Linked DNA regions of Mus musculus: regions 2, 3, 4, 5, 6 and 7 are each linked to region 1. A link is a loop called in an ENCODE intact Hi-C map of the cell type or tissue named here. Cell type or tissue: left cerebral cortex. All regions are shown on one strand.

Region 1 (4,000 bases):
GAGGAGAGTCATGAGCGAACGCTCTTCTCTCCCAGAACCCAGGAGCTGGTGGGTTTAAACACAAACGCCCAAAAAAGTTCTGTCACGTCAGAAACAACAGTGGTTTAGCTGGGACATTTTTCTGTATACTGAGAAGGAAAACTGTGAAAGGGTTGCCCCCTTAGGAAAGAGATATGTTTGTATCCCCAAATGGGAGCCCAGGACTAACATCTGAGTCCCTGTTCCCCAGACACACTCTTCAAGGGTGCGTCTTTGTGGATCCCAACTTTTCCCTTCCCCAGGTAATAGTTCTCAAGATGGAAAAGAGCTTCCTGCAATTATTTTAGGTTTGCTAAAGTATTGTTTTGGCAGAAGGGGGGGGGGTGGTTTTAGGGTTTGGCACATTGCCAACAAGCCTGCTCTTCCAGCTTTCTTTTTCTTCTGTCCTTCCCTCCTTCCTTCCCTCTTTCTTTTCTTTCTTTCTTTCTCTCTTTCTTTCTCTCTTTCTTTCTTTCTTTCTTTCTTTCTTCCTTAAAAAAAAAAAAACTCAACACTTTCTCTCTAGACTCTCTTTTCTTCTAGAGGGGGAAAAAGTATACCTGTCTCCTCCAAACTCTCATTTTCTCCTCCTCCTCTCCCTCCTGAAGTTTTGCAGCCTTCTGTATTTACCTACCCTTCTTTAAAACTCCCCAGATTCCGACGCTGGCACACAGACTGGGAATCCGCTCCCTGGTGGAGATGACAGGACTAGAGTCTGCAGGCATGCCCACCCGACAGAAGAAAGTGAGGGGGTATGATCACTTTCATTCAGATTTTTTTTTCTAGGTGGGTAAGCCTGCTACTAGAAAAGGCCAAATATAATGTTCTGCTGAGACAGCCGGCAGTCTAAAGTTTGTTTGTTCTCTAGTCCGTTTAGGGCTAATGCTCAAGAATCCATTCTTCTCCCCCTGATTCCCACCCCCTGCTCTTGAATATTCTTGGAATCCATATTATTCCGATTACATATTAAGGATTGAAGGAAAGTAATAGCTTCAACCTTTAGTTAGAACGTCCATTTTCCCAAACTAAGCAACTGCTTTTCCTTGGTTCCTTGTGGCTTTCAGGAAGGAAGAAATGCCCTCCAAGCTAAGAGGAGTTAGAGAAACATTCCTGGCCACGAAACCCTTTGCTGGGATCTATAACTTCAAGACTCTCCAAGTTTCCTCGACAGAAGTTTCTGGCTGAGGGAACCAACATGTAACTGAGGCACAGTGACAAGTTATTGTCCCGTGTGTGTGTGTGTGTGTGTGTGTGTGTGTGTGTGTGTGTGTGCGCGCGCGCGCGCGCGCGCTCTGGGGAAGCTCTCTTCCAAAGTGGATTTTTTTTTTTTTTGGTGTATAGATACACTTCACATCTGCCTCTTTTCAAAACAGCAAAGAATTTTACTTTTGATTCTCAAGGGGATTTTTTTAAATAACTGCCTGTTGCCATGTCTTCTTTTTTTAAATGGGAAAAAGTAATTGAATGCTGATATTTCCACTTTAGAAACTTCTTTTGTTGCAGCAGTGGATGTGCCCGCGATTTCCAGCATTCTGCGGTTAGCAATATTATCTTAAGTAACTTTTGGCGCCCTTCGTAAGACTTTTGGATATGGGACGATTGTTTGCGCCCTCTAGGCAAGGGCTGGATCCAAGTTCAGCACCAAAGCCCTCCACATCCGCTCCTGCTTTCTCTCCTATCTGTGCCAGCTCCCGCTCCCTCCCCCGCTCCGGAGGAGGGTGGAAGGCGGGGGAACACTACAAAGCCCAGTTCCAACTACAGCCTTTGCAAACTAGACTGAGAAAAATACCGTAGAAGAGTTACAGTTACAGAATGGCTTCTGGTAACTTTCTCTCCAACAGGCATAAATTTAAACACACAAAGAAACAGATGTTCCTCAGAGGACAGACCCGGGATAAAAAACATTTCTAACTTTCTCCTGTCTTCTAGGTTGCAAAAGTAAATCCTTGTCTAGAGTTCACAGAGATACTAAGAGAGGGAGAGAAAGGAAGATCTGAGAAAGAGGGGGAAGGGAAGGGGGAGCAAAAGAAGGGAGAAGAGTGTAGGAAACACAGGTGATGTATGAAAACTAGTTTATTGCAATCATATAAATGACCCATTGTTAGGAAGGGTAAATCCTTATTGGAAACATTACTCCAGTCGTTTATTTTGCAAGTGGTAGGAGGCTGCCTTGAAACCGGATTGTCTTTGCAAAAAGGAGGTTCCTGCCATGCTCTCTGCTATCCATATTCTCCCTGGCACAGAGCCCAGCCTTGCATTTACTGTTTTATTTGCAGAAACGTTACCTTGCCAGCTTTAGTGAAATCCTCTTAGATGTATAAATTACGTCAATAAAGTTTCACTTCTACATATATCTGAAATACCTCTCCTTTCTATTTAGTTGGGAAATTGTATTAATGTGATTTAGATTTTAATGCCCAAAGTAGTGAAAATGGGACCAGGATTCCTAAGTGACAATAAATACCATTTGCTCTATAGTTATCACCAAGACTAACTCTTAACTAGTATTTTCCAGCATTTTTCTTCACTTTTTTACTTACTGGTCACTTGTGTGCAGATTTCTCTTACTTGCATATAATCCCAAATTGAATCATGTTGATGCATTGAGCACACAAGTGAGTTTTTCACATCAAGTTTCCGAACAAGGTTTGTCTGGAAGGCCCAAAGCCTCAGGAAATAGTTGGATGAGAACTAAATCCACATTAAAAAGTAAAGAATCCATATTATTTTCCATGTATTACCTACAGAATTGGGGGTGGGGGTTGATAGATTTGAACCAGAGGCTGCAAGTTATATCTCCAAGACAAACTAAGGCAGTTAGTTTCCACCATGCAGATGGCCAGGATTGAACAAGAGGCTAGACTCCAGCTAACAGGAGTCAGTTCTCTCCCACTTATGTACCCGCCAGTAGGGTTGTTGTGGTAACACAAAGAAATGTGATATGCTCCATGCTACTGACCATAATCTGAAACAGTAGAATTCAGGAACATCCAGCCCCTCCCTTCTCCTTTTCAAATCTATAGAACAGTTGTCCATCTACCTATAGTGCGTTCTCTTTCATGGATACATCAAAGACTCTAAAAGAATCAGCGAGAAGTTCTGAAGCACTTAGTGCAGTACCAACTTGAGGCATCTTTCTCAAAGAAGCTAAACCTCTCCTACGAGTTCCCAACTTCCCTGAGTTCTGAGAATAACTAATGCAAGGTTAAATATTACTCTAGCAGAATTTTCCAAAGGAGCAAAGTTAAAAGTCACATAGGAGCCATGCAACCCCCCAACAGCCTCTTTTCTCCTTTAAACTAACAACAACAACCAAAAAAACACCCCTCTTTCCTATTGTAATTGCTAAATCCGGAAGCGCTGGTATCTTTGACAGCTTGAACTATACACCATCCCCTTCAGAACTGCAGAGAACTTCAGATCTCATTTGCCCCGCCCCCTATGGCTATTACGAACCACTGTATGCCCAAGCTTTCTCATGATTGGATAGAACTTCTGTCAATCTCGCAGGTTGTCCCATTGATTAGAGGATCGAATCGTCAATTATTCTCGGGTCCAGACATTTCTTTTCGGGTTAGGTTGACTGCAGAGGCCAGACGTCTTTAACAGAGCAGAGCACGTACAGGATCCCCCTCCCCCTCCCCCCCTTTTCTGGAACGGAGCAAGCGCTAGCAGGAAAAAAAATCTGTTAAGCTCAGCAATTTTTTCAAATCCTGGAAAAAAAAAAGAAAGAAAGAAAGAAAGAGAAACCCGATCTCTCTGCTGCACATAACAAAAACACGATCCACAAAGCTGCATCTTTAAAAGAAAACCATCGCAATAGACATTTACCCAGCAATCACTAAAGTGCATATTCGAGCTAGAAAAATTTTAAAGTCTTAACCATTAAGCATAAACATTCTACCGTTGTTTATATAACACATATCGTATAAATGTAAAATAGAAAGTTTAAGATGTACCACGTACCATTGCAATGTAAAAA
Region 2 (4,000 bases), 550 kb before region 1:
TTCTGTGGGCTGTTTTATTGTGGTGTCCTTAATCCTTCTTGCTCCTACAATCCTTCCTCTCTCCTCTTCCACAGGATTCCCGAGTTCCAGCTAATGTTTGGCTGTGCAGTTTTAGATTTCTAAATAGAGTTTGTCAACACTCAGATACTGCATTTGGGGCTAAACAATTATTATTATTTTTTTCGTGGTGAGCTGCATTGTTTATCTAATGTGGTTGGCAGTTACTCTTTCCTCTACTTACTAGGGGCTTGTAACACCTTCTGCCTACATTTGTAGCCACTAAACCCAGCCCCACACATTGCAATTTGTCTCTGGGATGTCAGACTGACCTCCAGTTGAGAACCAGTCCCACTGAGTCCCTCCGTGAAACAGTGGAGGTGTGACCATGGCTGGATCTAGGAATATGCTTATGAAAAAGAAACAGGTAATTCATATCATGCCTTCACTAGCTGTCAATAGAAGCATGGGACCCACTCTGGAGCTTTGCACTGGAGATGGGGAAGTGAATGGAGGCAGTGCAGGGTGAGCAACTTATCCTATCACGTTAAGGTTAGGAGCCGGAGTCAATCAGGAGTTCGAGTAGGTAGGCTCCTCACCACTGGGGACTGAACCAGAGCTGAGCCTCTCAAACTCTCTGAGCTTCAACTATTTCATTCAGGATAAAATGAAAACAGGATAAAAATGGAAAGCCTCATAGTCCTTCTGTGAAGACAGATGAGATTCTATACATCATGTAGTTAGCCCAGAGCCTGGAATGTAGAATGTACTTAACAATCACGCATGGCTACCATTGCCATCACGATCAACAGTTAGGATGTGTTTCTATCCTCACAGTGATGTGATTTCCACTTGGTCAGTGGGTTGTGGTCTGAATCTGCAGCTTTGGATCCCAGCCTTCCCAGAATCATAGTCACCTGACAAAACGAAGTCAGAACCTTATGCTGGAAGGACCCTTTATATTATAGACTCTGGGTGTTAATTTCTACAGCAAAAGTTCTACTTCAACTGACTGATACTATCTTCACGTCTAGCTGTCATTGGGAAACTCAATAGCTGCATTATTGCACATCTTGGAGTAGTAGAGGTGCTATAGGATCAATACTGGATATCAACGTGTGTTGATTCAAAGAAAATGCACCTGCCTGCAGTTCACTAACACACAATCTCCAAGACTCCTTTAGGCTCTAAGAAATAGACTCTTACCTTTAGACCAGTTGGCATTAGCTTGGAGCAACACTTGATTTTTGGAACGAAAGTGTATGAGCAGCTGCTTTGGCTGAGAGAAGAAATCTGGGACAGAAGCTCAGGGATCAACCATAGGTAGTTGGTGGAGCCAGCTACCTCCTTTAGCCAGTCGGCTAAGAATATGTGTCAGGGCAGGCTAGCTTACAGAAAGATGAAATGATTCTCTTTCCTTACAAAATAAATACCAAACACGTCAATAAAATGTAGGTCTGAACTAGGTCTATGACCAGCAAACTGACATAGGAAAAAGCACTTAACGTTCAGGAACCCGTCTTTACGCAACTGTAAAGGGAGGCTATGGGATGAATTTGGCAGTTGTACATTACTGCTGCACACATTGGAGAGGGGATACACACAGTTATTGTAGACTTTACTAGCCACCAACAAAATGTCTGACAAACATAAATATATCTGAAAGTTGTTGTTGTTGTTGTTTTTTTTAAATAGGTTGGTTCATTCATTCATATGTTCATTCACGCTACTGTTGTGGGAGCACACACTCTTCGCTGAGCGTATACTGGGATCACAGACTGCCTTCGTCCTCAGGTTGGGTTTACATAAAGCAGTTAGATCAACTCCTAGGGCAGAGCACTTAGACAGGAGTTTCTGAGCTGGGTAGGCTAAGACGGGTGGCCTTTGTTGGAAATGCTGTTGCTAGTGGCTGGGACCAGGTCCAGCCAGCTCACAGCAGCTTGCTTTGGGGTCGCACTGACGCTTGCCTGGTCGCCGGTAGGTGGCGGCAGACGCCCTGGCGGAAGGCGTTGCGCTGCGCCCCGCTGGCTTGGCTCCGCCCGCCGGGTCCGATGCTTCGCGCTCCGCCTCCGGAGCAGCCGAGTGCGTCTGAGGCGATCCCGTGCCAGGCTTGGGGACGCTGCCAGGTTTCTCTCAAATCTTGGCCTAACAAAGGGAAGCAAATTACAAAAATGGAAATTTTCAAACTAGCGTTCAGTTGTATTGAAATCGACGTTTGTGTAGCACGCAGGCACAGACCACATTCATGCTATTTTGTGATTAAAACGATACCAAAAATACCTCCTTGCTTTAGTTTTCATCTTCTAAAACGGCCTCTTCCCCTTTTCTAATTGCTGCTTTACTTTGGGGGAGCAGCGAGCCCCCGGCCACCGTAGAATTGCTAACATTTGCATCAGGACAGTTGAAATCTGGCCCGGGCTGCTATTCTCTCTGTCGTCCCCACCCCAGTCTTTCCTCCTCCCCGTCTCTTAGACTCCGCTGTTTCTCTCGTTCTGTCCTCCCCCCAACCCCCCTTCCTCCTTTTCTTTGGGAGTTGAACTTTAACCCAACCTTGTGTGTCCTTTCAGCCTAGGGGAGTACAGATAAAGACATTGCTAGGCACTGTACGGGGAAGTTTTGTGTCTTGTGTACTCGGTTTCAAGTCTTAGGACAGCGCGTAAATCCTCAGGGCTCCTCTTGATTCAAGCAGCAAAACCTGACCATGGCCTCACCAAAGCTCTGGTTACCTTGCTCTCCCATTAAAAAACAAAAACCAAACCAAAACAAAAAAAACCCCAATGATTTTGAAGCGGCTCTTGAGCTGGCTCTTGAATGGATTTTACTTAACATGAAGTTGTATAGAGCCCGACTGTGTCCTCTTGGCTTGTTTTTGCAGTTGCTAGACAGGCCCAGTCCCCAGTGGGCTTGTGTGAAAGGCGCCCTCCTCCCACCCCCAGCTCTCCGCACCATTTCTTTCCTTGGAAGCTTTGACTGTCTCCTTCCGCAGCAGCTGTGTCTGCAGTGCCTGGAGACAGGTGGGGGAGTAGCCTCCCGCTGAACCTGCCAATTCCCTCTCCAAGGACTGTCTGAATAGCTATTAAAAATTAAAGGACACGCACACGTACACACACACACACACACACACACACACACACACACACACACACACACACACGCTTTCGTTCTTTGTTTTCTGGTGGAGGTCACTGTCACACCAGAGCAATGGTACTGCTTTGCCGACTGAGATTAAATTCTACAGTCCTTCTCTTGTCGGCACTCACCAGCCCACAAGAACCCATTGCCACATCTTTTGGGCCCTCTAGAAGATCTGAGTTCTAGGAGTGGTCAAGTGCCCACTTGCAATGGATCTGGAGAGAGAGGTGCTCCCAACCCCAGGAGATAAACACAGAGCTCATGAGACCATGGTTGCAGTTAGGGATCCCTTGTTTATCTGTATTTGAGTCTCAAAACTAGAACTTTCTAGGGCAGGTGTTGAGTATCCTCTGCACACTGGTAAGAGTTTAACAGGTTCCAGAAGAGAACCGGAAGTCACATTTTCGTTCCCAGCCTGGATTCAGGACCTTCTGCTCTTCCCTGGGGGCTTGACCCTCAGTACCCAGCTACCTCTCTGCTTTTCCCAGGGCTGTTGCCCGCTCTTAGAATTCCTCCTCCTCCTCTTCTCTGATTAGCAAACGTTTGGTCTCTTTAAAGACGTCTTTCAAACACACCCTCTCCAGTCTTTCATGGCTGTGCCTGTGCTTGGGTACCTCTGTAGTCAGTAATCCTGCCTTAAGTTAAATGGGACAAAGTTGCTTGACATACCTGCTGTGCTGTGCTGTGCTGTGCTGATCTCTCTCTCCCTCTCCCTTCCTCCCTCTCCCTTTCTCCACCCCTCCTCTCCACTCCCTACCTCCCTCTCTTTTCCTCTCTCTCCTTCCCCCAATCTCCACTCTCCTTTCCTTTCTCTTCCCCCTTCTCTCCCTTCCTCCCCTTTATCCCCTGAGAGAATATATTCTTTGCTCAG
Region 3 (4,000 bases), 130 kb before region 1:
GAACCATTGTGTTTCCTCAGATAGAATGACATCAGCCTCAAATGAGAACAAGCAAACCTTCTTTTGAAGACAAGAAAAAATGTTTAAAAAACATTGCTACAGTTGCCCATGCTTCACCCATACAAATCTCCCCGAAAGATACTATGTAGATAAAAAATTATAAAATGCTATTATAGCAAATATTTATTTTAGGTTAAAATCTTCCAATCAATTCCTCTTCATGGACTTTAATTGCTTTGGGTTGTTTGGGGTTTTTGTTTGTTTGTTTATTTTTGTTTTTTGTTTTTAAATTTCAGAGACAACAGTTCTCTCCACAGCCCAGAAAGGACTCTAACTCTCCACAGCTGAGGTCTGCCTCAAACTCAACATCTTTCAGCTTTCAGTCTCCCATGTGCTGGCATGACAGATATAATGGAATACCCAACGTCGGGAAGTTTTGAGAAACAGTGCAAACTCAAACCAGAGGTGTTCAGTAAAGTCTTTTGCCATGAATCTCAACAATAATAGTCTGTTTCTAAGTAGTAACAACAACTTAATAGAGGAGCAGGGGTAGGGGGCCACTAAACTTCCCTGGTGCTAAGAACAGCAGGGGACAGGAATGGAGACCTTATAAGAAGGGGCTTCAGCGCAATGTGAAATGACCTATGCAGGGCACATTTTCAACACCCTCACCCTGTCCTCTTGATCAGCAAGTGGTGCCACCTTGGAGCATTATTAGAACACCCTTTCACCAACTTGGAATCGTTCCAGTCACTGCTGTCTCCAAGGACACAGTGTGAAGTCCTGAGAGTAAGTCACAGTGGGCCAAGCCACAGTGAGGACCCTGGCTGTGAGGTCAGGTCCCCTCTGGGTGCTCCTGGTACCCAAATGGAGACTGAGCAGACTAGGGGTCAGAATGAGATGGGCAGCAATCAGTAGGGAAAGGATTTCACCACAGAGGCCAAAACAGTGTTTCGTCACCCAAATGCAGATAAAAGACCAAAGGGTACAATTTCTTAAAGTGTGGTTTGGGAGGGTAATAAGGGTTACAAGCCAGAAAGGGCTCTGTGCACAAATAACTGCAGCTACTGCTACGTTAAACCAGGGTCTCAGATCCTTTGACACATAATGTGTATTGAAATGTCTAAGACCCATAAGCATGTCTTTTAAATTTATTTCAGAACACCCCTCCTTCCCCTCTCTCTTTCTCCTCCTCCTCCTCTTCTTCTTCCTTCTCTTCTCCCTCCCCCCCTCCCTCCCTCCCTCCCTCCCTCCCTCCCTCCCTCTCTGCCATTGAGCATAAAAAAAGGCAAAAGTGTGAGAAAAATATTTTGGTTAACATTAACTTAGAGGTCAGATTTAAGTAAATTCTAATTGAGCTAATTTTAATAAAAATATTTAAGAAAAACATTGAAGAGTTAAGTTCAAGCCAACTCACTTAATATCTTTTTAGAAAATTTCATTGAAACCTCTGATTTCCCTAATTTAGACACAATGTCTAATTGCCCTTACTGTTTTATATCTCAGTAAGGAAAATGTGATTTTTCTCAGCACCCAAAGTTCCTTCCTCCCCCATACAGACTTCACCTCAAGCTTTTCTCCTCGTATCAGGCAAGAACCATCTGGAAACTTGGAAGTAGGATCCTAGTTTTCAAACAAGAGGCTTTCTCAAATGGATGGCAACTGCTTAGGATAAAATATAAGGTGAATTTTCCTGGAGCAATTTTTGTGCAGGAAGTTTGAGTTGGTCTCCCTGAAAAGCTTAGAGGCCCTTGGCATAGGCAGCAGAGTTGACCGGGTAAGAAAGGTGAATTTGAGGAGTGGAAATGTGGAGGAGGGATGGGGTAACCAGTGTCTTTCTAAATAAAATTAGTCCTTAAATGTCAAGTGAGAATCACATAATCTTGGAAGGAAAGTTAGATCGAATAACAGCAGTGTCCTACAGACTCTGAAAGTCAGAAACCTGGGAAATCTCTCAATACCATCTGAAATGGTCACCTCATATCCTCAAAATAAGAATGGGCAGCTCTACATGTAACCTCATTTATATGACCAATCTCCTTGTCAAACTTGAAAAAGTACACATGTATTTGTACAGATAAAAGATCAACATCCAAGTCTGTGCCTCCTTCCAGAAGCACAAGGAATAGCACCTTTCACAAAAACACCTTTGGAAAAAATAGTACACGAACAGACTCGGGTTTTAGCAGATTTGCCTGGTACACACGAACACACTCGGGTTCTAACAGATTTGCTTGGTACACACTCATTTGGCTTTCCTTTCTTCCTTTGGACTCTGAGTATTTCCTGCCTCCAACCTCATCTCAGCTAATGGTAATAAAGGATTTGACAGTTCAAAACTCCTGAAGAAAATGTCCTTTAAGTAGGGCAATTTTATTTAACTCAATTAAAAAAAATATTACTGCTAAAAATTCCAGTTACAAAGAAAAATTAAACTGTCCTAAAAATAAACAGTATTTGCTTAAGCAAATACACAGATTTAAAGCATATGGGTAAAAGCAAATGTTAGCGTAAACACACGGCGACATTTTTTTTCTCTTCAGAAAAAAACTCTTCAGAACAGAAACATTAAAAAAAAAAAGTTATTTGGGTTTAAATTGTGAGCCCATTTTAAATAAGTAATCAGCTTTTACTCAAGAAAAACATTTGTGTAGCCCCAGAAATCTGTTTCATTTCTTTGTATATGAAAGTATACGTGAAAAGTACTTTATTAAAAAGTGCCAGAATTAAAATTCCCTCTGTCATTGTAACATATGGGTAATAAGCAAAGGCTCGCTGGGCACAATGGAGAGTGAATTGTGTTCTAAGCCTGATTCCTGAAGTTTTCCTGTCTAACTGAACCACATTTTGAAGTCTTAAAAAACATTATCAACATAGTGAGGCTTTGTCCATACTACATTTTCTAAAATAAGATGCAGCTTTTTACCGGCTTTGTTCAAAAGAACACACTTGAGCAGGTTGGACTGGGCTTGGGCTCAAAGCTCTTCTCCTACACTAAAGGAAGCTACCAGAACACACTCCTGGTAACTCTCACCCCAAGTGGGAAATGAAGTTGCATTTCACAGACGTTTCTAGAATGAAAACAAACAGGTTGTAAACACCCAAGAAGAAGAGAAGAGAAGACGCACAGCCCCCCAGCTGCAAGACCCTCACTAATCGCACAGGAGAAACTTACAAACAACACGTAGATCTCGTTACTTTTTCAGAACTGGAATTGCTTCAATGTTTCACATCATTCCTGTGAGAATGTTCTTTGAAGGTGTTGTTTCCCTTAGCTAAATTTTTCAAAAGAGATATAAAGAAGAACACACCAAACTTTTTACCTTTTTTTGTAACAAAAAAGAGAGCCTGCAGCTTCATTTCTGCAGAAAAAAGTAAAAAAGAACTAAACAAATGATCATTTTAAAACTTCTAGTGGTAGTGTTGGCTATAACTTTCAAAAAAGTATCTGGTTTTAGGGAATATTTTGAATAAAAATGTTGTACTGTGTTCAGAAGGCTTTTAAAGCCTAAAGACCAAATGTTCAGTTTTAACAAACCAACAATGTCTGTTCATTTTGCCCAAATCTTTTCAGCTTAAATATTCACAATGTGCCATTATTACCGAATCATTATCTGCCTTTCGCTCTGACAACACCATCATACGGGCTATGAAAGGCTCCTTTCTTCTCATGATTAGTCCCTAAAACATTTCCTCATCTTACAGAGCTTTTCAACTTCCCAGAATGCATTGCTCAATTACAGTGCTGAAATTAACTGTATGCCACTCTTATTTATTGAGAAAAGAATAATCAAGTACTCTGAGCCATGTCATCGGTTGCCCACAATTTTATATCAAATTTCAAGTAATAAAAAATTAACCCTTTCAGGCTGCCATTTTTTAACACATTGTTTGGTGAAGCTTAATTTGGGGATAAATAAATTCTAGGTGTCTATGAGAAATTATCCTTAAGATACAAACGTTTAGAAGGTTTTTGGTTTGGTTTGGTTTTTTTTGTTTT
Region 4 (4,000 bases), 230 kb before region 1:
AGCCAGGACTTACTTTAAATATTTTGTATTAAATAATTATAACCTACGAAGAAAACACAGGCAAGAGGCACTGCAAATATTGACCAGAGTCCCACAGCTATTAAATTTCAAATGTTCACCCCTATTATAAATCCTGAACTATTTCCTGGCATCCTACAGGCATGTGTGTGTTTGATAGTCTGTGTTAACCACACACTATGTAGGTAGAAGTTACTTAGAAAAGATTAGCAGTAGATGGACCTAGAGAAACAGGGACCATGACAACAAGTTAGTATGCATATCAAAGTATAGTGTGTGTTTCTTTTTCCAAGATCCAGTGTCTATCATAAGAGTGCTCATGAGTCTGGGAAATTTAGCAGACCCTTCAGTTGAGGATAGAGATAAATGGCCCAAACCCAGCCATGAGCAGCTCTAACCAGGACTGGCAGGAGTATGTATATACCAAAGAGCACAGGGCACACATGCACAGTGCTACCCAGTGTCAAAAGCACACTCCCTCTGACCTAAGTGTGACCTACACAGTAGCTCACACACACTGCTCAGGACATATATTCAACACAGGGCACACATATATCTCATGGTCGGATGGGACCAGCTATGGATAAAGTAGCCTGTGGGTGGGGGTGTCCTCTTAGTAGCTCATCGTCTTTTGGTTGGTGAGGAAGGGAAGGGATAGACATCAAGGTTAGCCACCCAAATGTGAATGGTAGAAACCCTAGTGCAGCTGGTCCACTCCATTTGCTTCCTGCTTTACTGTTCAAACACTCACCCCAAATGAATCAAGGAAATAAAAATTGTATGACAAAGCATTCTTTGGAAATAATTCAACTTCAACATTTATTTTAAAATTGTATTGAATTGAACTGGGAGGAAATCTGTTAGTTAAGCCAGATAGACTGATTTTTTTTCCCTTTTCTATGAGTGTGGCAACATTTATTATTTCCTCTCTGTGTGGGGGCTTGATTAAAACTAGAAAATGAAACATATCCCATGGTGTAATACATTTAGAATGAAGTGACTTAGACTCGAAAAAAACCTTAAGGGACCGATTAGAATTTTCTATTATATGGCTTACTTAACAGATTTTCTTTAGAAGCTGCATTTTGGACATAGAGAAGATTTTTTTTAAAAAGGCCATCCAACCTATTGTCTACTACACACCAGACCTTCCTTCCAGAGGGGTTGATTCTGGCTTCTATGCATAAGATGTGTGATGTTCATTTTAAAATTACTAGTAGAGCCTGCTATTGACCATCTAATTATGCCGAGTTCCATTTATAAACATAGCTAACCACTAAGTTTATGGAGACTTTTTGTGCTGCTTTAATAGGATATTGATCGAGAGCATAGTTTGAGTGGCCTGCCATTGAATTGTGTAATGCCAAACAAAGGCAAGGTCACAGTGACGGTCCGGGCTGGGCTGCAGTGGACGTTTTATTATCGTCTTTTTGTTTCTTCCTTTAATGCTGAAGTCTAAATGGTTTCTTGCTTAAGAGTATAAATTGTATAAAAAATTAATTTCTGTACCATGATCATTGTTACTGTGTGTGTTAACAGAGGAGAGAGCCAGCAGGCTGCCTGCTCAGACTAGGAAGTTTTTAAGTCATCCTCCTCCAATAAAGGTAGAAAGAACCGCCACTATTTAAGTGGTAACCCTCAAAAGATGCCCCCTCCCCGGGACTTCTCATCTGAGGCCTGCTTCTTCATTAGTCTTTCCAGATAAGGACAATTTGTATTTTCAAGTTTGAGCTTAGCCCTACCAATGTCTCATTTTCTTACTGTGCCTCTCTTAGCTGAGTTAATTTTGCCCCAGAACTTCTTTCTACACGTCAGGTTAGACTAGATTCATTGGTTCTTACAAAACTGCTGGTCAGAAATCCTAAGTGCCTGCGTATGGGCGCTGGAAGCCATACCAAGGACTTGAAAAAGAAGTTCAGAACAAACTGCATTCGGAACTCCCATGATGATTCCTGTGTGAGAATCTCAGCAGTGCACGTTCCCAAGGCAGAAAACAGCCGCTAGGGTGCCACCTCATGCCAGGCTGAGGCACAGGCCCGTTCCATTCACTGCCACTCTCCATTGACAAACAACTTGGGAACCCCGAAGTCCATCGGGTAGCCAGGCTTTGTGGCAGAGCCAGGGCAATTCATCTGCTGGACTTTAATAGATTCTGCAGCCATGTAGCAGGAACTCAGCACAGGCTGAGCAGCTGAGAGTGGTTTTCACACCCAAAGACTCTAAGGCCAGCCACAGTGTACTGAGAATCCTGGCTTTGCAGAATTCCAGGGCTGTGAAGTCATCCCGAGCCACGAAGTTTACTTAACCCTTGCAGCCAGTTTGGGTGTAACAAACCACGCTGGCAATCGGAACAGGCCGGAGCAGAGGCACAATGGCCTGTGTGTGTATCTGTGGTCTTTTTACTCTTTCCCACGGAAGCCTTTAAGGTTTCAGAATCTCTCCAGCAACTTCAAGGAAAACACTCAGCACTTTAGAAGGAAATGAGCAGGAGTGGAGTTTGGGACAGAACTTTTTGAGTTCACACCAGGAGGGACATTTGGCAGCCTCAGAGCACGTACTTTGAGGAAACGTTGGCACAAAATAAACAAGAGTGGGTTTGACAGAGAGCCCTTGAAGCAGGGACGTTCAGCAGCCAGCAGAATGGGCTCTCCTTGGCAGCTCAGGGGAGGGGCCTATCTGGAAATGCCTGTAGTAGAGGGCTTTGTGTAGTGAAGCACCTCTCAACAGATGGCTCCTGTCTCCTCCTTCATGGGATTATGCTAAAACAACCTCAGGGATTCGGAACCCCAGGCGCTCCTGGGAGCCTCTCCCCTGTACTGAATTCTTCTTTTTCTCTGGCCCAGGGTGCAGTGGTCTGTGTTTTCTCCCTCTCGTGGAACAAGGTAATAAATAACTAGAAGTGCTTTCAGATGGTCCTGCCACGTGTGGAGATGGGCCACAGAACAAATCCATACTCTCAGCGCCAGCGTCTCCGTTGCTACAGTTCACAAACATTAGATGATAAAGGCAGAAATTAAAGGGTGCTGGCGGGAGGCAAGGGTGAGGGAGTTTGTGACTTCCTGCAGCTCTCCTGGGCCAGAGTCCCTAGTCCAGCAGTTCCTAGCATCTGCTCCAGGCATTTATTGTCAAGCAGCCTGGCTGTCTAGTCTAACTCTCACCTAGGAACTCGTGAGACTGAGCTGCTCTGTCATTGCCACCACTGTGGAGATGATACTCTCCCAGGCAAAGACATGAGAGTAGTTATTTAACTTGACTCTTCGTTTGCAAATACTGAAACAGCTCCCCCTACCCCATCACAGTGAGAACCTCACTGGACTCCTGGGGGAAGTAAATATTTTTACTATCACATGTAGAAGGCTAGCACTATGTATCTGGAAAGAGAAACAGTTTAAGACAAGGGTATCGTTTCTGAGTAATATGGAGTCTCCACACTGTATGGGGTCACAACTAGTTGTGATTGTGGTAAGGTCATAGACTCAACTTCTTTATGCAGTTCGGATGGTGTGTTGTGCTGGGTATTTTTGTCATCCTAACACAAACTATGAAGCTGGAAGTTATGGGGCTGAAGGGTTGCCTCCATCAGATTGGCCCGTGGGCATATCAGTAGGGCATTTTATTGATTAATGATTGATGTGGGTGGGCCATGCTCACCATGAGAGGTATCAATCACTCCTGGGTAAGTATTCCTGGATGGTCTAAGAAAGCAGGCTGAGCAAGGCAGTAAGCAGCACTCCTCTGTGCCCTCTGCTTCAGTTCCTGCTTTGGCTTTTTTTGATGATACAATGTGACCTGTAAGCTAATAAGCCCTTTCTTCTCAAGTTGTTTTTGGTCAGTGTTTCATCACGGGAACAGAAACCTAACTAGAGCCTATGCCTTTGAGAAAGGCTTTCTGGTCGAAGGACAGAGCTTGGGAATCCCTGTTGCAATAGGCAAGGCAAGCTATAAAAATAAACCTTGACAAACTTAGATTAAAGGTCTACAA
Region 5 (4,000 bases), 190 kb after region 1:
AAATTTACATCAGAATTATTTGTAACTGGTAGGTCTAAAATTCTATGGTGTGCAATTGCCCTTAAGGGAACTAAAATTTTGATTTATTTCCTGTGGTATTTCCTACATCTTCTCTAAAGAGCTTGTAGATTTCTCACCCCTTATTCAAAGCAAAAATCAAGAGGCACTGAAGTCCCGAGAAACTTCTTTTCAGTATGCAGCCTAAACAGCAGCGTGTGAGCTTTCTGTATTGTTTATCTTGAGTCAAATGCATTGCTAAGTGTTCCCACCACTTTTATACACTATATTCCCTGTGGTAAAACATCTGCAAAATAATTTTAGATGAAGAGCAACTTCCAAGTAAACTTTACAGAAAAGAAATTACAGTTTTCCAAACTAGGAAAGAGAGAGAGAGAAAGAACGCGCTTGCTCTAGAGAAGCCTTTGGTGATATTTGCAAGAAATAAAAAAGATGACAGGATTTACCATTAACAGTCTATAAAATCTAGGACCGCCTAAGTACAGTAAGGGAAAAGAATGTTTTTCCCGAGAGCAGGTCCCCCCCCCCTTTTTTTCAAGCTTACAACTTAGCGTAGAAAATAATTGCCAATCTAATCAGTAAATTCATTTGTAGTGCTTAACAAGCTGTGTGAATCGAAGCAATATGACCATCTCATACAAGCAAACCTTGTTCTTGCTGGCAGAAAGTCTAATGGGAAAATAAATGCCTTGAATACGCTCAGGGTCGTAAGAGATAGAGGACTGCGAATCTCATTAGCCAAAAGCGCTCTGTGATACTGTTCTGTAGCCACTGGTAAAGTTTCAGACGTCTAGGTAAGAAATTACGAGAGAAAATAGACAAGTACACACATACCCACAACTACTTTTACTCAAGTCCTTGGAATGGACATACTGAGTCCCAGGCAGCAGCCGAATAGAATCCTGCAGTAGCTCACTTTTAAAAGTCTCAGTCTTCCGAATTCCTACGCCTTGCCAAAAGGATAGCACCATTTGTCCAGGAAGGGAGAGTGCTTTTTTCTGTAGATCGTACAGTGAACCATGCCCTGTTTTGAAATCCCAGTCCTCAGACTCCCCCTACAACATCACACACACTCTCCTTTTCTTAAACTGATATCTATGTGAAACGAGCTGAAGTTCACGGTCCAGTTAGGAACGGATAATACATTCATTGTCCTGGAAGCAAACTTTTTTTTTTTCTCACTCCCTGGATGAATTCACGCTTGCTGTAAGAATAATAATTACGGAAAACTAGGAATGCGGTGCTAACGAATTAATCCTTAACGGACACCACCCTAACGAGGACAGCAATGATTCTGGGACTCTCTTCCTCACAGGACAAGCGTCTCCTGTGACAATGAGCTATTGTCCATCCTCCCACTTCACCCCAACCCTTAGAGATCCCAGAAGTCAAAGGTTGTCTGGCCTGGTTGACCATGACATGTGAGTTAACTCGTTCTGCAGCTACAAGTTAGGAGTTCCTGAAACTTTCTTGTGCCCAGAGAAATGGAAAGAAAGGGTGTGTGGGTCCGTTCCACTCGAAGTTGGTGGTTCTTAGAGATGGAAGGTCTGCTCCGATATAAACAGATATGGAAAAGTTAGATGTCAGAGCTCTGGTCCCCTGAGGAAAATGACGAATGGAGCCTTAGAGTACTCTCACAGGTGACTTAAAGCATTCCAATTACTGGGACATGAAAGGGTTCTCACAGGCAGGGCTTGCATGCACCAGTCCAAGGTTTGATATGCATCCCTAGTAAAATCTCACAGCCAAGGAGAACCATGGACCCCATAGTTCTCAAAAATCAAAAGTGAGGAGGGTGTGAAGCTAGACAGAAGACGCGAAACCCAAGGGGCAGGGCAAACAGCTCTTTTTCTTTTAATCTGCAGACATCCATAGCTAAAATACAGAATTCCACCTTAAAACTTTGACAGTCTTAAAAATGTTTTTAATATTAAAAAAAAAAAACCCACACCAAATACCGTCCCATGGAAAACAAGGGCAAGCATTACTGGGAACTCCAGTTGCACAGTGGCAGAGAGAGGGAGGGTGGTAAGAGCAAGCAGTGCGAGGCAGCCTCACTGAAGAGTGTAAAAAATCAAATGTGAGTTTGATGAATGTGAGGTCTGGGACATTTTGTCAAAGAGGGAGGGAAAGTAGAAAAGGGGGGGGGGAGGAAAAAAAAAAGGCAGTCCCGGCTGCCAACTCACCATCCACCAAGTTCTGGCCGAGATGTCGTAGCAAAGCTGCCATTTGATGGAGCCGTCGGAAGCTTTCCCTGCCATTACGCTGTCAGCAAGCTTCATCTGATGCTAACTCACGGGAGATAAGACACCTAATTGAGAAAACATTTGCAGTGGCATGTGGGGCAACATGTAGTCCGGTCCATACCATATGGAATCATGGGTAAAAAAAAAATCTCCTTGACAATGAACCAATCTCTCCCAGACCCAGTGGCAAGGTGAAGTGGAGATGAGGAGTCTGCTGCTAGAACTGTCTTCCCTTCTCTCTCTTTAAAACAAGAGCCCACTGCTACACATCAAAGGGAGGTGGTTAAAATTAGGGCTTCATCACTCAGATGATTTTGGTCTGCAAGGTTTTTCCTTTCCTTCCAACAACCCCCCCCCCCCTTGCTTTTTTTTTTTTTAAGGAGAATAAAGAGATTTAATAGGACAAAGGCAGGTAGTGGACTGCGGAGGGAGATCGCCACAGGCTATTAGCCTAAAATTTCTGCCTGACAGATGGAACTGCTTAGAGACTATCATGCAACGTTTGGGGCTTTTTTTTCCCTCCCCCCAACTCAGACTCTAAGTCTGATTCAGTATCTGTCTTTCACAGCCACCCTCCTCAAGATTGTGAACTGCGCATTTTAGAAAGTGTTTGTTGCTTAGGTTTTGCTGTGCTACACATCTCCCTTGGAAGCAAAGCAAAGAGTCTAAAACTAAATCTGGGAATAACCGAACAGGTTTTCCAAGGAGAAAAAAAAAAAAAGATTCCAGGGGAAAATTATTTCTCTTTTTATACCTTGTTTGTGGTTTTGGTTGTTATTGTTGTTGTGTATTTTTAAAATTTTTAATTAATTCATTAGTTAATTTGGTTATGAAAGAACCTAAATACAGGACGCCAGCCTCAGAGTCCCTTGCTTTCTGGTTCAGTTGGCACTGTGTTTCGTTGTGTTTTCATGGGAGTAAAGTAGTACATTGCTGGCGCGGTGTGCGTTCTAGCCAACACTAGCCTATATAACTACATTTTTTTATTCGATGCCGTAGAAATGAATTCTGGACATCTTCAATCTTTATTAATAAAGTAAGCAGTCTTTTATCAATTCATTTTACACAGTTGCAGTTAAGTTTGATATAAGAGTCTATTCAATCAGGAAAATTTAACTCTGATTTCCATACTGTAACCCAGTCATCTTATTTATAGGAATTTACTTTAAGTTATGCCAAAAATTTTTTTGGCCTGAAAAAAATGTAATAATATGGATCTATCTATAAGAAATACTAGAAAAATGTTTTGTTTTGTTTTTTTTTTTAAATGGGAAGAAGTCTAGACAGCTACTGAATTCAAGCCACTTACTGAAGACTAACAGGGAACAGGAAGTGACCAGAATATTCTCTTTGGTCACTTGTGTTTGGTAGCTGCCATTCCTGAGAGCTGGGCTGGGCTGGGACTGCAGAGAACACCTGTGTGAGAGTGACACTGAAAACTCTTAGTGAGTTTTGTTTTGTAGCTGAGCAACCTTTGGGTCCCCAAGTTCCCACTGGTGACTGTCTACAGTTCTGTACCCAGAGGCCTCTATGTGGGTACCTCAGGGCGTGGGAGAATTGATTACTATTTCTCGAAGGGAGCAACTGCGATCATTGACGAGTTGTGGTTTTAACATTTCATCTAGCTAATGAATTTTTCCTAGGCATAGTTTCAACCTAATTATGCTTTGGTAGTTTTGGTTCAGGTCTTTAAGTTGCAAAGAGGTTACCTTGGTTTTTTTTTCTTTCTTTGTATT
Region 6 (4,000 bases), 470 kb before region 1:
CTGACTTCTATAACGATACCTATGAGTCAAGTTCCTGATGCTTCTAATAAGGGGATGACCAGCAGACTTCTTTGAGTATAGTATCTACCATTTTAAGACAGCAGGAGAATCTTCCATTCCCTATCTTCCCCCTTTTCTATCCAATAAACCCCCCAAAGCACTGCATGCAGTGTATGCATGGACTCCACTTCTGTGGAGAGACCGTGGCCCTTCAGCTGTTCTGACTAAAAGGAAAATTCTGCCCCTGGAGAGGCCTGTTTTTCCTTAACTTTCATGTAGCCTCTTTTAACCCTGACTTAACACATGCAACAGAAATAAATCTTAAAATAAATGTGTTCTGGGGGCGGGAGAGATGGCTCAGCGGTTAGGAGCACTGATTGCTTTTCCGGAGATCCTGAGTTCAAATCCCAGTAACCTCATGGTGGCTCACGACCATCCGTAATGAGATCTGATGCCTTCTTCTGGTGTGTCTGAAGACAGCAACAGTGCACTTAGCATAGAATAAATAAATAAATCTTTAAAAAAAATTGTGTTCGCTTCTGAGTTCTACCATAGCACCAGGCACACGTAGCTGTGCTTTACCTAATATTAAGGCTGCTGTTTCTCACTTAAGGCTAAGTGGAATATTTAATCTAAAGACGTCTGAATGTGTTGTCATTCGGAGACCAGTCCTTACAGTAGTTGTTTAGACCCAGCACATCGGAGTGTACCTTAAGCCAGTATCAGTGGGATACTTACACAAATGTGAGAGTTGGGCCCCATGACACGTAGGGAAATGCTGTGCACGTGAAGGCAGAGATTGGAGCCATGTTTCTGTAAGACAAGGCACAGCTAAAACTGACAGCAAAACAGCAGCTAGGCTGAGAGGCGAACACTCTCTCTGACAACACCAGCTCCCCACTAAGGCATGGTCTGCCCAGGCTGCTCTGAGAAAGCAGCAAACACATTTGTAGTCTGTTTGTGGGCATTCCACACAGGAGATAGACCAGCCAAATCTTTCCGTGACCACTGCTAAAAGGTCTGGCTTTGGCCGTGAGAGGTTATACTTATGTATTTCATCCTTTTATAACTGGAGCACTATTGAAAAATAAGTACTGTACCCATATACATGGTACAGGAAAGCAAGCAAGAAAACTCTGCTGAGAGTGCCTCAAGCCAGTATACAGCATACTGATATCAAGGATTACAACTATGGTTTTATGTAATTGGCTGCTTCCCCCTAACCTAGGCTTCTCTGCTTCTTCCTTGGAACTCACAGTCAGGGAGACACTGGCCCGGGCAGTCCTTCCTGTACTTGCTTGGGAATGTTTAGACAAGTTTCCAAAGTACAGTCCTAGATGGAAGGAAGAAAGTTACAACTTCCAGTGAGTTGTCCCGATTCCAGGGTGTGACACAGAATCCACCAAGTCTCACTGTGGTTTGGAAGGTTACGTTACTAAGTGGAACCAACAGAACCCAAAGGAAACATATGTGTTTCAGTACCAGATTCTCTTCACTTCCCGGACACTTTGCCCCCTCCCCCCTTCTGTCTCTCTCTCTCCCTCCCCTCTCACCACACACACACACACACACACACACACACACACACACACACACACACACACACACACTTTCTCATTCTGCAACCCTGGGGGAGAGAAGGCAGCTGTAGAAGCCAAAAAAACCTCCCCAGCCCTAATTAAACCCTCCAAGTCTCCAGGCAACGCAGCTAAGGAAAAACATCATTTCCAAGCTGAAGACCCCCAGCCCCCAGTCCCAGCAAAGGAAACAGGTCGTTTGGTTTAATCAGCCTACGTGCACATTCTCTCTCCCCAGGTTGCCAAGACCGAGCCTGTACCTAGCAGAGGTATTTGTGTAATCAAAGCTTCTGGAACGTTCCCTGCCAAGGCTACCAAAGTGAATAGGCTCCTGAGGTAAAAATGTTCCCCTGCTGGGGACGGCGCCCTTGAAGTCTACATCAAAATCAAGAAAGGGTCACAGCTGTTGCGGCACCCCACAGCGGAAAACTTGCAAGAGATCCCAGCCTGCATCACTGCGCTTCAGGTCGGCAGGAAACAGGCTCTATTTGCTTCTGAGAAGGGGGGCGGGGAGGGTGGGTGGGAAGACAGAGAGGGGGGAGGGACAGGGGTGGAATGGCGGGGGGGGGGGGTTTGGGGGGGGAGGGAGACAGAGAGACACAGAGACAGAAACTAGAGAAAGAGAGAGAAATTGAGAGAGAAAAAGAGACAGAGACAGATTGATTTTCAAAAAAGCTTCCATCATCAGTATCCTCTGAGATGGAAGAGACCCGCCCTGCATCCAAGCACCCCCTCCAATCTAGTCAACCTGTACTGCATATTGGCTGAGAGCCACTAGGTGGCAGCAGATTAACTCTTCGGATGCCAGAATGGGCTCTGAGTTGAGTCTGGTCCAAGTAAAGGGAAAATGATGGCCTCTTTTCTCCCCAATATTCTTAGCAAACGTTCTGCAAGGAGGGCTTTCTGGTGACCGCCTTGCATGGCGGCTGGAGTCAGGGTGGGACGCAATTGTGTGTGCTATAGGTTTCATGACTTGCCTCATGGTTCCAGGACTAAAAATGCTTTAGGAAATTTATGCATGTTCAAAGTATAATAACATGTGAATCCATTCCATTTTCCAGACCAGGTCCCTTGCCCTATGGGAACTACCAAGGGCAAGATGGCATTAAAAAAATAAATGGAGTTCTTGTAGCTGGCCACCTTGCAGGACGCAGGGATAGTTAGTTTGCTGCAGACAAGTTGGAAAGACTTGAGTAAGTTAGAGAAGATGGAGTTCCACAAAACTTTGATGATGCGGGTTTTATGCTTTTTAGAGTGAGTGATGGCCTACAATGTGGGAGCTATCGGAAGGAAACCTAGCCAGCAGGCCTAGAAATACTTGCTGCTTAGACCACAAGGAAACAAATCTTTCTCTGGGGCATTCTGGCCTCTGCAAAGCATTCCCCTGCATCCCACCTATTAAATTTCTGCCACAAATATAAAAATACAGTGGTGGTGATTGGAACAGGGGCCAGAAAGGTGAAAGAAATTTACTTCAGGAGGCAAGAGAGAGCTACCAGCCACAGGAGGAATAAAGTCAGGAGGGAGTGGCAGCAGCTGGGATGAAAAGTTGTGCTTATGTATGAAGGGTTTGGGAGACCACAGACAGCAGAGGAGGAGGAGGGAGAGGAGGAAGAGGAGGAGGAGGAGGAAGAGAAGGAGGAGGAGGAGGAAGAGGAGGAGGAGGAGGAGGGAGAGGAGGAGGAAGAGGAGGGAGAGGAGGAGGAAGAGGAGGAGGGAGAGGAGGAGGAAGAGGAGGAGGGAGAGGAGGAGGAAGAGGAGGAGGGAGAGGAGGAGGAGGGAGATGAGGAGGAGGAGGAAGAGGAGGAAGAAGAGGAGGAGGAAGAAGAGGAGGAGGAGGGAGATGAGGAGGAAGAGGGAGAGGAGGAGGAGGAAGAGGAGGAGGAGGAAGAAGAGGAGGAGGAAGAAGAGGAGGAGGAAAAAGAGGAGGAGGGAGATGAGGAGGAGGAGGAGGGAGAGGAGGAGGAGGGAGAGGAGGAAGAGGAGGAGGAGGAGGAGGGAAATCAGTAGGAGGGATTCACAATGTGGGCGATCTATAGGACTCAGGTGGAGTGAAAGACAACTTGAAGAGGTTTGGCTGGGCATTTGGGATCTCTCTGATATATTTCAAGAGAGTTTAGCAAAGATGAAAATGGTCTCAACAATTTTTATTCTTTGGCCTCAAGGCTGCCTAAGACCAAGGCTGCATGGGTGGCAAAACTGACTCTCTTCGCTCTCCTTAGCTGTCTAGGTGGTAGGGCACTGACTCTAATCTCAATCTCTTTTCAACATAAAAATCTCTTTTAGTGGACACACAAATAAAACTAAGGTCACCGCTCAAACACACCCTTGCCCAATCCAAATTCTAGACACCTCATGGTTAGCATGGCTGTTTGGAGACTGTGGACTTTTGCTTAGGGTTATGCAATTATACATTTCATTGT
Region 7 (4,000 bases), 330 kb before region 1:
AGTCTAATTAAAATGCAGGTGTAGTGCTGGGTGTAGTGGCTCGTGGGTAGCTCTTGGCTAGTATGAGCAAGGCCCACAGTGATCCAGTGCACAAAAACAAAAAGCATTCAATATTGTAAAACTATTTTGAAAGTTGCTCTTTTAACCATGGGATCAGAATTTACCTTGGGAGTTCATGTGGTCGAGGGATGACAGTAAATCCCAAGCCACTGAAATTTATCTTATTCCTCTGACATTAAAATTCATTGCCTTTGTGGGCTTTGCCAATGCTTTGCATATATCTTACCAGGTGCCGTCTTTCTGGTCACATGGCAGGTTTTGTAACCCTGTAGTGAGCCAATTAGAAGAGGGCAAGGAACCTGGCTATCTTATTAGTACCTAGCTTAATGCCTGGGAGGGCTCAAGAAAGACAAGCAAATTCGATGGAGTGGCTGAAGTGTGAGCTTGGGGCTGCAGCAAATAGCTATTTCCATGACTTTCTCAATATATTTCTCAGTGAGGTGTAGGTGCTAAGGACAGGTGCTAAATGTACAAACACAACATTCTGTAGGTGGCCCATGATAGCAGTTAAAACAGAAAGGTCTGGTGGAAAACTCACTGGTGACCTGGGAGGGGGTGGGGGGTGGGAAGTCAGACTGGCCTCTCCCCTTGCTCCTCATGATGGGTGCAAATCCTTTCTTCCCTCCCCTCCTCTCCCCTCCCCTCCCCTCCTCTCCCCTCTTCTCCCCTCCTCTCCCCTCCTCTCCCCTCCCCTCCCCTCTCCTCCCCTCCCCTCCTCTTTCTTTCTCTTTCTCTCTCTCTCTCTCTCTCTCTCTCTTTCTCTCTTTCTCTCTTTCTCTCTTTTTTTCTTTCCGAGACAGGGTTTCTCTGTATAGACCTGGCTGTCCTGGAACTCACTTCATAGACAAGGCTGGCCTTGAACTCAGAAATCCACCTGCCTCTGCCTCCCAAGTGCTGGGATTAAAGGCATTCGCCACCACTGCCCGGCCAGGTGCAAATCCTTTCAATGGCATATATTTAAAATTCTTTTCTTAGAAAAGATACATAATAAAATAAGATGGCACCTTATGAAGCACCATTGTGTTCATGGGGAAATGAAACCACTGTAGTTCTCGTTCATGTTTCTGTCTACTCAATGTGCCCTTGGAGCTTTCTGCCAGCTGTGGAGCCAGTCTTATGTCCCTTTCAGAAACATTCTTTGTCAACACAGAGAGTTCGCTTAACAAAATGAGCAACTATAGACCAATCTCAAAACTCAAGTGAGGCTAAAAATTGTATGACTTTTTTTTTTTTTTTTTGCCAACTTTCTTCTAAGTATTCTGAAGAATTCAGTATTTTCATCAGAAAACCTACCAGCTTCGAGGCTGTGAGTTCTGCATTGAAAACATCACCAGGGTTTGAGTCAGTCGGAACTGATTCCGGAGGTGAGGGCTAAAGCTCACTCTTGTCGGGGAGATTCAATTAGGGGAAAGTCGGGACTCCTTTGATCCCAGGGATAAATAGCTAAGTGATAGCTCCATGGAGGCATGGTGTAAAATTTCCTGGTCACACAAGGTACCTTTGATTTCCAAAGGCGCTTATAACAAAACAAAACAAAACAAAAACTCCTAGCTCAAACCACAAAACTACTCATCCTGTAGACTTTTACTCTCTGACCATGCGCTTCGGAGAACCCAATAAAGCTGCTTATATCTGGAAAAGAAATCACCCTGGCAAGTATGCATGGCCTAAATCTAAGTGGACAAAAGAAAGATCAGTAAGAAGGAAAGGGGAGGGAAGCAGACCGCAAACCGTGTCTGCGTTAAGTTTCTCCTGATCTCTGACGCAGATCCACTTTCCATATCTGCTCTTATACAGAACAGTCTCAAACTGAGTGGTAAGTGCTGTTCCCAATCTGTTTGCATGCTTTCTAAGGCAGTTGTGAAATTCTGGACTTCTTCAGTGTGGCAGTCCTGAAGCAAAGGCCTGGGACCTGGCGAGTCACCAGGGGGAGCAGTTTTCCGTCCCGTAGTTTCTGCATTCAGGACATTACAAAAATCAGCAGTGCCCTGTACATACTTCTGCTAAAAAGCAAAGCAAAGCAAAGCAAAGCAAAGCAAAGCAAAGCAAAGCAAAGCAAAGCAAAGCAAAGCAAAGCAAAGCAAAGCAAAGCAAAGCAAAGCAAAGCAAAGCAAAGCAAAGCAAAGCAAAGAAAAAAAAAGTTTCTTCACACATCTTACTATTCAGTGTGTGCCTCGCCCACAAGGTTACCCCAGAGCAGCTCTGTAACCCTTCACTGAAATAGGCTTTATTGATTGCTCTGGGCTATTGTTCTCTTTTCAAGTCCCCCAAGTTCAAGTTCATCCTGGTGTTACATCATGTCTGGTTGCTCTTAGCAACCAGACAGACCCAGACGTGACTATCATTAGCAAGAAACCCGCCACTCTCCTCCCACCAACCTTCCAGTGGCTCTGACGTAGCAGGCCCACTGCAAACACACTGAAGTATTTATTCTGCCTAATTTATGACCTACCCAGCAAGCTAGACCCCCGCTCCAAAAACCAACACTGTTGTATATTTAATTAATCTGTCTTTCTTTGGCATTTGAGAAAGTTAGACAAAGGACTAATTATTGTGTTTCGCTCTCCACACTTTTCTTTTGGGGGGTGAATATTTGCCTGGGAAAGAAAACGATGAGGCCCCGCATTGGCCCCTCCCCTTTTTCTTTCTGCCCTTTTGACATTTCATGAAATACTTTAGCTGCTTAAGGGAGTTAGAAAAAAAAAAAAAAAAGAAAGAAAGAAAGAAAAAAAAACCGCACTGTGAATGTTACTCCTTCTGAGTTGGTATTCAGTAACACAAATCAACTCACGACATGTTTAAATTTAAATGCTAACCACACGCTCTCAGAGTTACTTTAAAGGTTAGTTTTTAATCAATAGAAGTTGCTGACTCTGGGTTTTTGAGCTGCACACTGCAACTCCCGGGCTTTTGTCTAATGTTAAAGCTTGGGAACTTTTTTTTCCTTGAGATGATTTTAGCAATGATTTGCAGATACTGGGGCTATTGTGCTCCTACCAGCAACATGTCAATAGAGGAGCTGAGCTGCCCTGTGGTGGGCTGTCAATATGACTCCTAAGGCAGGGGTTGGGGGTCTTTAATAACCCGTGAAAAAACCTTAATTAACCCTTTCAGGTCCAAACCAAAACCTATTCTCCCACTTTTCACTCCTGTAATTTGACCATTAGTACTTATTTCAACATCTCACTAATCTTCATGACAATTAACCCAGCTACTTGACCAAGGGCTTCCAGAATGGGAAGTCAGTTAGGGGGAACCACACACGAACTTCTCTCTCTCTCTCTCTCTCTTTCTTTCTCTCTTTCTTTCTTTCTTTCTTTCTTTCTGTTTTTTTGAATGAGGTCTCTTAGTAAACGATCTGCAGAAATATAGTAGAGAAACAGTTGTAAGCAATAAGAAATTACTCCATTTTGCCAAGTTTTCTATCTGTCAGTTTGTAGTTGAAGACACTGGTGGTGACAGGTGTGACAACCGCCCACACAGAGGTGCTCCTGGATTTTCCTAAACTTCTGAGAACTGCCAATCGCCTCAGCCGGGTAAGGCAATAGGAGGAAAGGCTCCTTTGCTGTGGCATTTCCCTTTAATCTCGTTACTTGAAAACGCAGCAAGTCTGAGAGCACTCACTAAAGGAGGATTCGGCATCTTTCTTCTTGGGACAGGAGAACAGAGAGCGAGAGGGATCTGAGAAAATCTGGGAAATACTTGGATTGAATCAAGTCATTGGGAAGATACTGACACGAGAAGCAAAACTCATCTGTGGAGGGAGAGTCAGGAAATCATCCTCACGTCTGACATCTGCTTGGGTTTCATATGGCCTCTGCCTTCATACTTTATAGGCCCTTAATCTGCCCTACTGTATCCAGGCGACTACAAAGGAATCCCTGTCCCTTATCTGCCGAGAGTGGCAATATTACAGTACTGCATCAGAGGATGTTATCTT

Evidence for each region. Hi-C counts contacts between places; a loop is a spot of excess contacts. Peaks named below come from ENCODE experiments on the same cell type or tissue, not always from the same donor. Only the 100,000 strongest peaks of a DNase experiment are listed, where the experiment ranks them.
Region 2: it touches region 1 in a loop (3-fold over the local background); 9 of 42 quality-filtered maps call a loop at or near these places.
Region 3: it touches region 1 in a loop (5-fold over the local background); 12 of 42 quality-filtered maps call a loop at or near these places.
Region 4: it touches region 1 in a loop (2.4-fold over the local background); 13 of 42 quality-filtered maps call a loop at or near these places.
Region 5: a loop joins it to region 1, with 2.1 times the contacts of the local background. A loop is called at or near these places in 2 of 42 quality-filtered maps.
Region 6: a loop joins it to region 1, with 2.9 times the contacts of the local background. A loop is called at or near these places in 4 of 42 quality-filtered maps.
Region 7: a loop joins it to region 1, with 4 times the contacts of the local background. A loop is called at or near these places in 11 of 42 quality-filtered maps.

What each region holds. Positions count from the first base shown.
Region 1 is chr4:97,772,896-97,776,895 of GRCm38, reverse strand. It overlaps Gm38709 (a long non-coding RNA gene), which reads left to right. Exons shown (of 5, transcript XR_003955232.1): 2 at 673-770; 3 at 1,083-4,000. It also overlaps a transcript of Nfia not described here. Among named protein-coding and RNA genes, the nearest start is that of Gm38709, 2.5 kb to the left of the region's middle. In left cerebral cortex, CTCF peaks have their summits at 721 and 1,616; DNase peaks (open chromatin) are centred at 821, 1,706, 2,262 and 3,524; H3K4me3 peaks cover 2,165 bases; H3K27ac peaks cover 2,692 bases.
Region 2 is chr4:98,320,451-98,324,450 of GRCm38, reverse strand. It overlaps 0610025J13Rik (a long non-coding RNA gene), which reads right to left and starts at 3,095. Exons shown (of 3, transcript XR_376450.3): 1 at 2,944-3,095; 2 at 1,204-2,142. In left cerebral cortex, CTCF peaks have their summits at 1,776 and 1,977 (motif pointing right); DNase peaks (open chromatin) are centred at 2,047, 2,952 and 3,305; H3K4me3 peaks cover 1,212 bases; H3K27ac peaks cover 918 bases.
Region 3 is chr4:97,905,708-97,909,707 of GRCm38, reverse strand. All of the region lies in intron 2 of Nfia (nuclear factor I/A), which reads right to left. Among named protein-coding and RNA genes, the nearest start is that of Gm40208, 30 kb to the left of the region's middle. In left cerebral cortex, no CTCF peak of the experiment used is centred here; DNase peaks (open chromatin) are centred at 715 and 1,643; H3K27ac peaks cover 2,842 bases.
Region 4 is chr4:98,002,586-98,006,585 of GRCm38, reverse strand. All of the region lies in intron 4 of Nfia (nuclear factor I/A), which reads right to left. Among named protein-coding and RNA genes, the nearest start is that of Gm34218, 19 kb to the left of the region's middle. In left cerebral cortex, CTCF peaks have their summits at 2,019 and 3,310; DNase peaks (open chromatin) are centred at 2,083 and 2,631; H3K27ac peaks cover 1,284 bases.
Region 5 is chr4:97,580,277-97,584,276 of GRCm38, reverse strand. The region is part of intron 1 of E130114P18Rik (RIKEN cDNA E130114P18 gene); the gene reads left to right. It also overlaps a transcript of Nfia not described here. Among named protein-coding and RNA genes, the nearest start is that of E130114P18Rik, 2.3 kb to the left of the region's middle. In left cerebral cortex, no CTCF peak of the experiment used is centred here; DNase peaks (open chromatin) are centred at 931, 1,492 and 2,280; H3K4me3 peaks cover 2,070 bases; H3K27ac peaks cover 3,529 bases.
Region 6 is chr4:98,242,060-98,246,059 of GRCm38, reverse strand. It overlaps the pseudogene Gm12691. Among named protein-coding and RNA genes, the nearest start is that of 0610025J13Rik, 77 kb to the left of the region's middle. In left cerebral cortex, a CTCF peak has its summit at 2,356 (motif pointing right); DNase peaks (open chromatin) are centred at 930, 1,304, 1,934 and 2,366; H3K4me3 peaks cover 681 bases; H3K27ac peaks cover 1,340 bases.
Region 7 is chr4:98,107,200-98,111,199 of GRCm38, reverse strand. The region is part of intron 10 of Nfia (nuclear factor I/A); the gene reads right to left. Among named protein-coding and RNA genes, the nearest start is that of Gm34784, 17 kb to the left of the region's middle. In left cerebral cortex, a CTCF peak has its summit at 1,987 (motif pointing right); DNase peaks (open chromatin) are centred at 1,980 and 2,400; H3K27ac peaks cover 663 bases.